2 separate regions of the Homo sapiens genome follow, and region 2 is linked to region 1. The links are chromatin loops, found by intact Hi-C in ENCODE. Cell type or tissue: ovary. All regions are shown on one strand. Links, peaks and the distances in the headings refer to the core of each region. The heading gives the core; the rest is flanking DNA.

The links. A loop is a pair of places that touch in the nucleus more often than their neighbours do. Peaks named below come from ENCODE experiments on the same cell type or tissue, not always from the same donor. Only the 100,000 strongest peaks of a DNase experiment are listed, where the experiment ranks them.
Region 2: it touches region 1 in a loop (4-fold over the local background); 1 of 110 quality-filtered maps calls a loop at or near these places.

Annotation. Positions count from the first base shown.
Region 1 is chr11:70,536,721-70,543,598 of GRCh38, reverse strand. All of the region lies in intron 17 of SHANK2 (SH3 and multiple ankyrin repeat domains 2), which reads left to right. Among named protein-coding and RNA genes, the nearest start is that of SHANK2-AS1, 86 kb to the left of the region's middle. RefSeq lists enhancers at 3,846-4,463, 4,464-5,083. In ovary, for the core only: no CTCF peak of the experiment used is centred there; DNase peaks (open chromatin) are centred at 3,208 and 5,308.
Region 2 is chr11:70,819,042-70,825,919 of GRCh38, reverse strand. SHANK2 (SH3 and multiple ankyrin repeat domains 2) reads left to right here. Exons shown (of 26, transcript NM_012309.5): 12 at 5,238-5,556. Among named protein-coding and RNA genes, the nearest start is that of SHANK2-AS3, 40 kb to the left of the region's middle. In ovary, for the core only: no CTCF peak of the experiment used is centred there; no DNase peak of the experiment used is centred there.

The DNA.
Region 1 (6,878 bases), core at 1,244-6,243:
GGCGTGCAGCTTTGATGCCCTGCCCAGGCACGCCACCCCCAAGGAACCTCCACGTGTTCATCTATTCAGAAACTCCTCCAAACCCTGTCCTTTTGGGGGTTTTATGGAAGTTTCATTACACGGACATGATTGATTCAATCATTGGCCATTGGTGATCGACTCAACCTTCAGCCTCTCTCTCTCCTCCCTGGAGGCTGGAGGGCAGGGCGGAAAATTCCAACCCTCTAATCTTGGGATTGGTTCTTTTGGTAACCAGCCCCCATTCTGAAGCTATCTAGGGACCCCCAGCCACCAGTCATCTCACTAGCATACAAAGACACTCAGCACTCTGGAGGGTCCTGAGATTTTAGGAGCCATGTGTCAGTAGAGGAGAGGAAAACCAAATACCCATTTCACAACGCAGACTGTGTGTGGCTCCTCCGTGCCTTTCTCTAACAGAGCATCCTCTGATCTGAAAGGTGCCCGGCCATCAAACTGCAGTTCCAGTTCCATGAAAAGCACATGCAGTTACCCTGGGGAGCTCAGCCGCCACCCCACGCCAGGCCGGTTGAGGGCTCTGCCTCCTCACCCAGCGCATGCCGCCCCTGCCCTTCTACCCGCCTGCTTGCTCTGTTCAAGTTCTCATTTGTGGGATTGGTCAGCGGTCCCGGGGGGGCCCCCTTCCTGCTGAGATCTCCAGATGGGGGGACAGTCAGCCCTTGAGATACTAGAGAAATCCCCTGGGAACATTTCCTGCCTCTCTTCATGGCAGTGGGGAAACTGAGGCTATGGTGCCCGGGAGTTAGGAGGCCCATTGGAAACCCCGCCAGGGTACAGGCAGGAAGCTGCGTGATCAGGTTGTCTTGTGAAAATGCTTCTTTGGGAACCAGCTTCCAGGAGTAGCCACTCAGGCCCACATGACTTCTGAGTCGTTTGCCAACCTTCCTGGGCTGTTGGGTTTGTGCTCCAGGAAGGACCTGATGGTTAGAGTGGAGGTGTTGGAGAGAGTCCCAGAGCCCTGCCCAGTGAGGGTCAGGAGGCTATGGCCGTGTCCCATAAGCAGGGCTGAGCACAGCCCACATGCACCTCCAGGGGCTGTGCTGCAAACGACACACATGGATTTTCTCACAGTTCGGAGGCCAGAATTCCAAAATCAAGGTGTGGGCAAAGCCATGAGCCCCCTCTAGGCTCTAGGGGAGGGTCCTTCCTTGCCTCCTCCAGCTCTGGGGCTCCCGGTATTCCTTGGCTGCTAGCCACATGGTGCCAACCTGTGTCTCTGTCGTCACACAGCCTCATCCTCCTCTCTCTTCTCATCCCTCATAAGGGCACCCGTCACTGGATTCAGGGCCCACTTCAGTAACCGAGGATGATCTCATCTCGAAATCCTTAACTTAATTATATCTACAAAGAGGCTGTTTCCAAATAAGGTCACATTGGCAGGTGCCAGGGGTTAAAGGCATGGACATATCTTTCGAGGGCCACCGGTCAGCTCACTATGTAGTCTGTTTTTGTAACTTCTCTGCAATAACTCAACCATGCCATGCAGCAGCCACTCAGCATTTGCCCAGGCACTACTGGGCACTCAGTGGCCCGTGCACAGAGGAGTAGCGTGGATCCTGGGCAGTAAACCCCCTCTAGCCACTGTCACGGGGTGTGCAGAAGCTTCTGAGTGAGGAGCTCTCTGGTTTGCATGGGTCCTGCTCTGTGCCAGCTGCCACGAGAACTGCAGGCTGCCTTCCAAGATGGCTGCCCTCAGCCTTAGGGCAGGGTCAGCCCCGGCATTGGTGGCACCTGGGACTCAGCAATTCTCTGTTGTGGGGGACTGTCCTGTGCTTTGTAGGATGTATAGCAGCTTCCTTGGTCTCCACCCACAAGATGCCAGTAGCAACACAAGTTGTTGTCACAACCAAAAATATCTCCCAACATGGCTGAATGTGTTTTGTGGGGGGCACCGTTTCCCCCGCTTGAAAACCACTGCCTTAGGCCATAAACCGGGCTCTCAGAGCCAAGTTGGACACCAGGCTCCACGCCCCACATCTGTCAGTGCCTGCTGGCCTCACCCCTGCCTGCCCAGAGGTCTCTGGTGAGGCCCACAGTCACCTACACATCTAGTCATCACTCACCGTGTCCTAGCTGGCTCGTGCCTGCCAGCCCACCTGCTACCTGCAGAGGTGACTGGCCAGGAGGGCACGCCAGGAAGCTGCCCAGCCAGCACAGCCAGCTGTCCATTTTCTTGATGAAGCCAAGGATGGTTGGTGGGGGGCCGGTGGCTATTCCTACTGTTCCCGCCAGGCTGATGAGTAGGGAAGGCTTAGAGGTGCAGCCAGGCTGACGGAAGGACAGGTGTTCTCAGGTGAAAGGGCCAGCTTAAGTGTCCATCACCGGTGCAGGAGGAAGGCAAATGTGGTGTATCCCGATCAGGGAGCATCGTTCCATCTTAGGCAGGAGGGAAAACCGACACTGGCTACAAAGGCCTCCTATGGAGGACCCTTGAGGATATTATGCCAAGTGAAATAAGCCAGTCACGGGAGACAAGCTCAGCACTGAACCATCCCAGTCATACGAAGCTTCTAGAGTAGCGAAGTCCATGGAGACAGAAAGTTGGAGGGTGAGTGCCAGGGGCTGGGGAAGGAGATGGGGAGTTAGTGGTTCACAGGGACAGGCTCAGTTTGGGAAGATGAGAATGTTCTGGACATTGTGTGTTCAGTGACACTGAATTCTGCGCTAACAGGTTAGCGTGCTGAGTTTTATATCTGAGTTTTTTTTTTTTTTTTTTTGAGTCTTACTCTTTCGCCCAGGCTGGAGTGCAGTGGCGTGATTTCAGCTCACTGCAACCTCTGCCTCAGCCTCCCGAGTGGCTGGGCGTTGCAGGCGCCCGCCACCACACCCGGCTAATTTTTGTATTTTTAGTAGAGATGGGGCTTCACCATGTTGGGCAGGTTGGAAGTTTTATGTTATATGGATTTTACCGCAGTACAGTTAAAAATTAAAACTATAAAGATGCAGCCCTGGGTGGGGCTGACGGGGTGGGTTTCAAGGCCTCCATGGAGTCAGCTCACCCCCCGTCGCTAATCGTGAAGCTGCGGCCATGGGTATCGTGTGTGTGTCAGGCTGGACATGAGACTCCCAGGCTCCCGCGGGCAGGGAGGAGGTGGTAGGATGAGAATGGTCCTCATCACTCCGACTCCGCAGGAGAGAGGAGCCCCAGCCTGCCTTCATCACCTCGACTCCACAGGAGGGAGGGGCCCCAGCCTGCCTGGGTTTCTCAGACGCCGTCCCCTTGACCTGCCCGTGGGCGCCCCGCTTGCTGGTTCTGTTCTCCTTCTTGCAGAGATGGGTGAGCCCTGGCCCCTGCTCTTGGGGACACTGGCCTGGGGGAGGCATGTGAGATGAGACAAGCATGCCCATAACTCACGGCTGTGGAATGAATCGTGTTCCCCTGGATTCTTACGTTGAAGCCCTAACCCCCATTACCTCAGAGTGAGGTCTTGCTTGGAAATTGGGACATTGCGATGTGACTGGTTAAGATGGGGTCACAAGGGTAGGGCAGCCCCTGATCTACTGGCCCACTTCCTTGTAAGAAGAGGGAGGTTTGGGCGCAGACAGGCACACAGTGGGAAGGCCAGGCGAAGATGGAGGCAGAGGGGGGTGATGCTCCTCCAAGCCAGGGACACCAAGGCTTGCCAGCCACCACCAGGGGCACAAAAATGCTTGGAACAGAAACTGCCTCGCAGTCCCCAGAGGAACCCACCCTGCCCACACCTTGATCTTGGACTTCACCTCCAGGACTGTAGGAACATGAACGTCTGTGGTTAAAGCACCCAGGCCCTCTGCTACGGCCCCCCCGGGAGAGAAGCGCACTCCCTGGAAACCCCAGCCTGCTGGGTCATGGCTCATCCCAGCTGAACGAGGAGAGGGTGGACATGGGTCAGCGCCCAGATTACATCCTGGTCCCCACAGCAGAGTCTGGGCAGGGAGAAGCTGGGTAGATAAGAGCGCCGGAGTTGCCGCCAGCCTGTGGTGCTGTCTGTGATTGCTCATCCACTCATGAGTGAGCGTGGTGAGTATGGTGAGTGAGCGTGGCGAGTGAGCGTGGTGAGCGTGGCGAGTGAGCGTGGTGAGCGTGGCGAGTGAGCTTTCTGTGTGCCCTAAACCCCCCAGACCGCGGTGTCACAGCACCTTTCCCCCGCAGATCTGTTGGGCACCCCGACTCGGAGTCTGGCCCCCATTTGGGATGGAATGTTCTAAAATGTTCTTCATTTACTCTACTTTCTTTAAATGGAGAACATCATTTAATGTCTCCAGTCCATCCAAGGCTGTCCTGCCAGCTGCGTTTGGGCACCAGGTCATGCCAGGCCCGCGTGTGGCACAGCCTGCTCTCTGTGGCACTGGCATTCGGTGCTGTTGCATCCTGGGGTCGGCCGTGCACGCTCTGCCATCCGGCCTCTCCCTCTGTGTGCATGGGCCTGCCTCTGCAGCCCTTCTTCCTTGTCTGATTTCCTGATCCTGATCCTCTGTGTGCCGCAGATCCAGTTAGCCACCCTGTTAGAACTCTGCATAAGGTAAAAGTAAACCCGTACATCGGCCCCGAGCGAGAGGCAGAGTAGTTCTGCAAGCCTAGTGCCTGGGTGCCAGGCTTGTGGCGGCCGACGGGGTAACCCAGGAGGCTTCCTAGCCCACGTCCTCTTCTAGGCTGCATCTCAGTAGCCAAGGCTAATGGAGGGGTGGTTGATGGTGAGGCTGGGGGTGCCCCTGAGACAGCACTCAGGGCTGCCCCCAACACTCAGCCCTCCCCACCGTCTGTGCGTGCCTCCCGCCCCACCCAGTGCTTTCTCTGTGTGGAATGGGGCTGTTCCCTGGAGGCTCTGCCCCGGGGGCTGTTCTGCCCCCTGGCTGGTGGATCTTATCTCCCCCTGGAGCAGGCAGAGCCCCAGGGAACCAGCACAGACTCCACCACTGACGGAGCAAGAGTGACAGCCACCTCCTCCTCCATGCATTTCCTGCAGCAGACAGGTTAGCCCCACGTTATCCTGCTCCTTCCTCCTGACCAGAGCTTTACTCTGACCAAGGGCCAGGACACTGCATGGGACAGTGGGAGCCACCTCCTTAGCACTGGCTCAGGGGAGGACGCATCCCCAGAATACCATATGAGCCATGTGCCACCTGTGATTTTGCCCCATCCAGAGCCTGGCACAGAGGCCTAGCGTGCAGTCCACAAGAGGCCTGGCAAGCAGTGTCCACTCCACTGTGCATCCTTGGCCAAGCCCCTCGGGACAAAGGCGGTGGCCTCAGATCCCCTGGTCCCTCCGGGTCACTGTCGGCTAATTCTGGGGGAAGGACTGGCAAGGCTGTTTGGAAGAGGTCAGCGCCCGGGGACTCCGTGTGGGCTGCTGGCTATGTCCACAGGCAGGGCTGCAGGAGCCCCCGGGTGGGGTGACTCAGCTTTCTGGCCTTACCCAGGCCTCAGGCTGGGGAGGTGACAGTGACCGCCTGAATCCCCACTGGTCTCTGCCCCTCATCTCCACCGCTCGCTACTGCCCCGTGGGTGTGCTGGGCCCAGGATGGTCACGAGTGTTCAAGGGTAACGCCCCTCTGCAAGTGAGTGAGCTACTTTGAGATCACTGTTTTGTGACACTCATGGGGTCTCTCGCTGCCCTCTCAATGTAAATCCAGCTAGGGCAGGTGACTGGCCAGAGAGTTCCTCAGGGCACGTGCCCCATAAAATGCCTCCTGGAAGACCCCCCACGGGCCTCTGTGACCTGCTGCAGGGTTGACGTCGGCTACACCAGGCCTGGCCCCGCACACACGGTCCCTGTTGCCAGCAGAATGTCGAGGGTCCCCTCCGCAGAGCTGACTCGTGCCTCTGCAGGACTGAGCCAGGGCCCAGCCGCCTATTTCTTCACTTTGTTGGGTGTGTTTGAGTGGCCTGGGCTTGCCACAAGTGGCTACAAACGGGGCAGCTTCAAGCAAGGGGAATGTGTTCCCCTACAGTCCTGGGAGCCAGAAGTCAGACAGCAGCCTCACAGGGCTGCAGCCAGGTGTGGCAGGGCCCCGTGCCATCCCAAGACTCCGGGGAGGAGGCCTCCTGCCACTTCTAGCTTCTGGGGGCTCCCAGCGTTCCTTGGCTTGGCTGCATCCTGTCTCTGACTTCATCTCCACATGCCCTCTCCCAGCTGTGTGTCTCCTCCTCTTCTGTCTCTTACGAGAACACGTGTCATTGGATTTTAAACCACCATAAATCCCGGGTCATATTCTGTTGAGAAACATAATTACATTTGCAAAGACTTTTTCCAAATAAAGTCATATTCACAGGTTCCGGGGACTAGGACATATCTTTTGGGGGCTGCCATGCTGGCCCTGGGGGCTTCTTTCCTAATGAGCATCCTGGGGGGAGGTTTCCCTCCTCCGCTTCTCAGGCCTAAATTCTGGAGGGGCTGTTGGGGACACCCCTGCAGGGGACTCTGAGAGGGGGGCGCTCAGGGAACTTGGCAGATCCTTTCAAACTAGGATCTCAGTGTTTGGGAGGCCCTGAGGGAGCAAAAGGAGCATGGGCAGACCGTGCCCCCACCCCTCCCCAGCCTCATCTGGGGAACCCTCTTCTAGCTGACGTACGACACAAAGCCCAACACTCAACACGGCTCAGAAAATGCTGTTTATTTCCTGGAGTAAGAAGGGTCCTCTGCTCTGTCCTCACCCCATGGTTCTCTCCTTCACCAAGAGACACTGGGCTGGGATGAGCTCAGACCAGCCATGTACCACAGCTCTTGGAGAATGGGCACCCATGCAGTGGAACACTACTTGGCCATAAAAAGGAAGAAAGTGATGAGACATGCCACCTTGTGGGTGAGCATGGAAGGGGTGACACTGAGTGAAAGAAGCAGATACAAAAGGTGGCACGG
Region 2 (6,878 bases), core at 1,004-6,003, 280 kb before region 1:
TATAAATAAATGCATGTAAGCCAGCTAAGAAAATATCCACCTATTTAGAGTGCAGATTGCCTAAAAGAAGGAAACAGTTGGGTGGAATATTAATCATTTTCAGACAGAAAACAGTTATTTTTAACCCTTTTCACAAAAAAAAATCATCATTTCCATGGATGGTTCCAGTTAGAGAGTTTTGTCAGAGAGCTCTCATTTTAGGAAATCAGATATCATAAAAAGGTATGACTTTAGAGAAATGAGGAAGGTACTTCCCAGCCCCAGCTCGTTGCAAAATAAACACCAAAGAAATTTCAGTACTCAGGAAACTAATTTAATATGAATCTTGGTAATTACGCGAGGTAATTTTCATTAAAATGTTCACACTGATGTCACCGGTGAGATTTCATTTGAGTAACTTGCGTGGTCTACAGAGTAAAAATGTATTTGAAAATGTCCCAGCTCTTTTATTCCTTAATCCTCCAAGGGTGGCCTCCCCATGTGAATTCTTCCCCCCTCTAAGTCCATACTCTTCTGACAGAGTCTTAGGAATGTATATAAATAACAACCTTTGTCTGTGCCCATTTTCTGACATTATTCACCAAAATTCACCTTCTGGGGTTTCAATTTTTATAATCCATGAACAGCATGAAAATTTCAGTTGGGGGTTTTGGTGTTAGGTTAATTCTGTATCTGTTCTGTTCTTTTATAGACTTTTTTTTTCCTAATGAGTTTATCTTAGCAACTGCCAGGACTCCCCCAAATGCCATCACTTGCTATGAAGAGTATGCATACCTCCCCCAGTTACAAGGGTCAGAAAAAGAGAATTGGCTGCATTGTCGGGGCGGGGAAGCTGGGCGTGAGGCAGTCGGCTGTGGGAGGCAGCGTTTCCGTGACTGGGGGCCCTGTGATGTCTCCTCCACATGGGTAGGGAGAGCCGTGGCCTCTCCTGGGGTGCCCCAGGAAGCTGGGGGCTCTGCGGCTGCTTTCTGCTGGCTGTGTCTGTTTGAGATTTTGGCTCTCACACCAATACAGTCTTCCAACACGTAATCTCTGTAAATGAAAGATAATCGCTCTCTGAGACTGTGGGCTCATCAGCCCTTTGCAAGGTCTTTTAATCCACCCGCCCAGCCCCCTCCAATGACAGGCAGTTCCCGGATCACCCGGAAGCCCTCTGGGCCAGTCGTATCTTTGTAAGCCTCCATGCAAACACTCAGTGATCTACAAGGTTTTTTTTAGTCTCTGCCGGTCCAGAGGGAGGGCACCAACATGGTTTTCCCTCAAGACCAACAAAACAGACTCGGTGACCTGTCCCAGGGATGAGGTTTTTCTCGTGGGTGGTGGCTGTGGATCCCAGGCCAAGCCCCTCGAGGGGCTCTGGAAGGAGAGATGTCCACGGAGAGTGCCGTCAGCTTTTTCCGTTCCTTGTCTCTCCCCGGCCAGCCTGGGTGGCGTTCATGGATCCGTGTGCTTTGAGAAATTAGGAGTGGGATGAAAGTGCTGGCTGAGGAGCCCCGGCTGCTTAGCAGGGCATCTTCAATGACAGAAAGGCTTCACAGAGGAACCAGATCAGAGCAGGTGTGACACCGCGACCTCCCCAATGTACCACCTCCAGGTTCTTACCGACAGCAGGCACTGACGTCCAAGTGTGTCAAGTCCAAGTATCCAACCTCAGGACGCTTTGCGCAGCTCTGTGCGGCTCCCCAGGCTTGGCTCTAGCTCTGTCTCCAGGGCTGCCCTGTGTCCTGGGGAGGTGGGGAAGGTGCGCCGGGTCACAACTGTCTCCCGTGAGCTCTGCCAGCACCCTCCATCCCCCATGAGCTCTGCCAGCACCTCCTCTGCCCTCAGGAGCTCCATCAACGCCACCTCTGTCCTGTGAGCCCTGCCAATGCCATCTTTGTCTTCAATGAAACCTGCCAGCACCACATGTGTCCCTTGTGAGCGCTGCCAGCACCACCTCTGTCCTTGGGAGCTGTCAATACCACCTCTGTACCTGTGAGCTCTGCTAGTGCCACCTTTGTCCTCAGTGAAATCTACCAGCACCACCTTTGTCCTCATGTGCTTTGCCAGTGCCACCTCTGTCCCCCAGGAGCTCTGTCAACGCCACCTCTGTCCCTCATGAACTCGGCCACCGCCACCTCTGCCCCCCATGAATGCTGCCAACGCCACCTCTGTCCCCCATGAACGCTGCCAACGCCACCTCTGTCCCTCATGAGCTCTACTAACACCACCTCTGTCCCTCATGAGTTCTGCCAGCGCCACCTCTGTCCCTCATGAGTTCTGCCAATGCCACCTCTGTCCCCCGTGAATGCTGCCAACGCCACCTCTGTCCCCCGTGAACGCTGCCAACGCCACCTCTGTCCCCCGTGAACGCTGCCAGCGCCACCTCTGTCCCTCATGAACTCTGCCAGCGCCACCTCTGTCCCTCATGAGTTCTGCCAATGCCACCTCTGTCCCCCGTGAACTCTGCCAACGCCACCTCTGTCCCCTATGACCTCTGCCAATGACACCTCTGTCCCCCGAGTTCTGCCAACGCCACCTCTGTCCCCTATGAACTCTGCCAGTGCCACCTCTGTCCCCCATGAGTTCTGCCAACACCACCTCTGTCCCCCATTAACTCTGCCACCGCCACCTCTGTCCCCCATGAACTCTGCCAGCGCCACCTCTGTCCCCCGTGAACTCTGCCAGCGCCACCTCTGTCCCCCGTGAACTCTGCCAGCGCCACCTCTGTCCCCCGTGAGCTCTGCCAGCGCCACCTCTGTCCCCCGTGAGCTCTGCCAGCGCCACCTCTGTCCCCCGTGAGCTCTGCCAGCGCCACCTCTGTCCCCCGTGAGCTCTGCCAGCGCCACCTCTGTCCCCCGTGAGCTCTGCCAGCGCCACCTCTGTCCCCCGTGGGCTCTGCCAACGCCACCTGTCCCCCATGAACTCTGCCAACATCACCTCTGTCCCCCATGGGCTCTGCCAGCGCCACCTCTGTCCCCCGTGACCTCTGCCAGTGCCACCTCTGTCCCCCGTGACCTCTGCCAGTGCCACCTCTGTCCCCCGTGACCTCTGCCAGTGCCACCTCTGCCCCCCGTGACCTCTGCCAACGCCACCTCTGACCCCCATGAGCTCTGCCAGCGCCACCTCTGTCCCCTATGAGCTCTGCCAGCGCCACCTCTGTCCCCCATGACCTCTGCCAGCGCCACCTCTGTCCCCCATGACCTCTGCCAGCGCCACCTCTGTCCCCCATGACCTCTGCCAGCGCCACCTCTGTCCCCCATGGGCTCTGCCAACGCCACCTCTGTCCCCCATGAGCTCTGCCAGTGCCACCTCTGTCCCCCGTGAACTCTGCCAGTGCCACCTCTGTCCCCCGTGAACTCTGCCAGCGCCACCTCTGTCCCCCGTGAACTCTTCCAGCGCCACCTCTGTCCCTCATGAACTCTGCCAACTCCACCTCTGTCCCCTATGAACTCTGCCAGTGCCATCTTTGTCCCTGTGACCTCTGCCAGCACCACCTCTATCCCCCTTGAGTTCTGCCAGCACCATCCATGTCCCCAAGAGCTTCGTCACTGCCACCTGTGTCCTAAACTACTTGTGACGTTCTTCTCCTCTGAGGCATGAAGGTTCCCCCAGACCCAATCCCAGGGAGGACACGTGTTTTCTCTTGCCTTGCAGTTTGTCAGATGGTAGCCCTGGTCCTGTGCAGTGGAAACTTCGGAGCCAAGCGTGGCTTCAGCCTAAGGGCTGAATCCTGTAGCCAGTGAAAAGCTGCTGCAGGCACGATTATCACGGGCCGGGGAGAAGCCCGTGCCTTTGGCCCCCCAGTGATGGTGGTTTCTGCTGTTTCCTGCGGAGCTTGGAGGGCTGCCTTTCAGGAGGTCTTCTTTCTTGGAAAGGGCACTCGCTGTCTTAGGCTCTGGAGCTCTGGGTAAACCAAGGCAGCTGCGGCGTGGCTGCCACCCCTCAAAGCTCCCAGGGGCTGTTGCTGTCATTCTGAGCCCCTGGTCTCATTGAGTGAGGAGAGTGAGGGCCTGGCCCTGTCTAGAGCTTTGTAGGATGCCAGATAAGGGGTGCCCAGCCCCTGCTTCCTCACACAGTCCCCACTTGATGGGAGGGAGGAAGGCACCTTCTTAGTGAGGACTGAGATTGAATCATCCAGCCAGTGGACTCGGAGACTGTATGGTTGGCTCAGGCGTGGCAGAGCGCCACAGACAGGTGGCTTAAACTCCAGATATTGGCCGGGCACGGTGGCTCATGCCTGTAATCTCAGTACTTTGGGTGGCTGAGGCAGGCGGATCACAAGATCGGGAGTTCGAGACCAGCCTGGCCAACATGGTGAAACCTCATCTCTACTAAAAATACAAAAATTAGCAGGCGTGGTGGCGGGCACCTGTAATCCCAGCTACTTGGGAGCCTGAGGCAGGAGAATTGTTTGAGCCTGGGAGGCGGAGGCTGCAGTGAGCCGAGGTCGTGCCACTGCACTGTAGCCTGGGTGACAGGGCGAAACCCTGTCTCAAAAACAACAACAACAACAACAAAACAACCAGATATTTACACCTCCCAGTCCTGGGGACTACAAGTCTGAGATCAGGGCATCGCAGGGCTGGTTCCTCCTGAGGCCTCTCTTGATGGCTTGCAGGTGCCACCTTCTCCCTGTGTCCTCACGGGGTCATCCCTGTGTGTGTGTCTGTGTCCTCATCGCCTCTTCTTATAAGGACCCCAATCCTATGGGATCAGGGCCCCCACTAATGGCCCTCCACCCAGATGATCTCTGTAAAGACCTTACCTGCAAATATTGGCACATTTTGAAAACTGGGGTTTAGGACGTCAACACACGAACTTGGGGGACACAGTTCAGCCCACCCCAGAGGCTCAACTTAGGTTGTGGGGAGGAGGCATCTTGCGGCAGGCAGCTCAGTGCCCTCTCTGCTTTGTGTGATGGGGTGGCCCGTCCTTACACATGCCCAAGCCAGCCGGACGTCTCCCAGGCCAGATGGAAGCTCAGACCCCACGTCCCTTCCATGCGAAGTACTGGCTTGAGCTCCGTGCCGTGGAGATGTTCTCCGTCCCCAGCCTGTCTCTCTGCTTCCATGTCAGGGGTGAGTTCTGGGCCTGGTGGAGTCCAGCTGGGGTCTCGGCCCAGAACTCACAGCTCCCCTCTGCTGGGCTCGCATGGGGGCTTGGACGCACGCAGGCCTGCACCTCCCTAGGGTCCCCACCCAGCTGACCACGACACAGATGCACTCACCGGCCTCTCTCCATGTCCTTCTCCCCAGTGCCCTTCCGAGAGGCCCCGGCGTACTCCAACCGCCGGCGGCGGCCCCCCAACACGCTGGCCGCCCCCCGGGTCCTGCTGCGCTCCAACAGTGACAACAACCTCAATGCCAGCGCTCCCGACTGGGCCGTCTGCTCCACGGCCACCTCGCACCGCAGCCTGTCACCCCAGCTGCTGCAGCAGATGCCCAGCAAGCCCGAGGGGGCCGCGAAGACCATTGGGAGCTACGTGCCCGGGCCCCGCAGCCGGTCCCCATCGCTCAACAGGCTGGGCGGCGCAGGCGAGGACGGCAAGAGGCCGCAGCCTCTCTGGCATGTCGGGTAAGGAGTGGCAGACGCCAAGGGAAGGAAGACCGCCACGTGCTGGGGGTCCCAGCTCCTCCAACTTGGGGTGGCCCAGAAGTTGAGCAGGAAGCCCATTTTATTCCAACCCAGATGTTGAGGAAACTTTCATGCCTGAGTTTTGCTCACTGTCCCTGCTGGCACGGTCTCCCCTTGGGGGGCTGGGGTCACCTTCCCGAGCCTCATGGAGGCACACGATGAAAGCTCGGGGCAGGTGTGCAGGCTGAGCTGAGCATCCTGGGGTGGACTGGGGATACTGCTGGCCTCTCGGGTCCTGTTTCCTTTCCTTGTGTACTGACTTCTTGGTCCTAAGTGAAATGTCAAGAGGGAGAGAGGCAGGGCTGCAAGCCTGGTCAGGGGTGTGTGCCCTCCCGAGGGCCATGTTTGCAAGCCTGCAAACACACCTTATCCAAATTGAGGGTGCACACGTGGGTGGCAGGGAGAAACCCAGCCCAGAGGAGAATGCTGGGGGCCGGAGAGGCCGGCTCAGGGCTCTGGCGTCTGGCTGTCTCAGCAGCTGCAGGGATGGTCTCAGGTAGCGCTAACCCTCAGGGGAGCACTTGCAGGCCTGGGTCCAGCATGGCAGGAGCACAGAGGGCATGTCTGTCAGTCTCTGAAGCAGCCCCAGGTGACAGGAGCCTGTGCCTCGTTCCATTTCCTAGACAAGGACATGGGCAGCATAGGGCAGACTTTGGGAACTGCCTGTGGTCTCCTGCCCAGCACCCCATTCGGCGTCCAACTCCAGGTCTGGGTCTCTCCCCACCCTCCTGCCTCCCAAGCAGCCAGGGGAGCTGGATTTGCACTCAGAGCTCCAACTCCCAAGCAGGTCTCTGCCTTTCTCACGCCACCTCCCAGAATTTTCAGTCGAGGAAGAGACTTCCCAGGGATCAGCTCATTGTCGGGGCCCCAGGTGCTAGGGTTGGTGTCGGTTCCAGCCACGAAAGCTGCACCTGCAGGGGCAGTGGCCGTTGCCACCGATGCCTCCACATTCTCATGGGTACAGCTGCTCCAGGAGTTCACTGTGCTGGCTTCTTTGCTGCAGACGCCTCTATGAGGAGCCCGAGGTCACACAGCCAGAACGTAGCAAGGGCAGGACTCGGCACAGGCCCCTGGCTCTGGCATCTGGTGACTTGGCACTCCCTCAGATTTGGGCCTTGGACCCGTGCTTCCCCGGCCGTTGCCATGTTTTTGGTGATGTCGGCATTCAGTGCTGAGGCCCCTGACCCTCGCCCCCATCCTACATGCTTCCTGTTTCCTCCCTGGCCTCAAAGCCACTCGGGGTCCAGAGCCTGGCTGCGGGG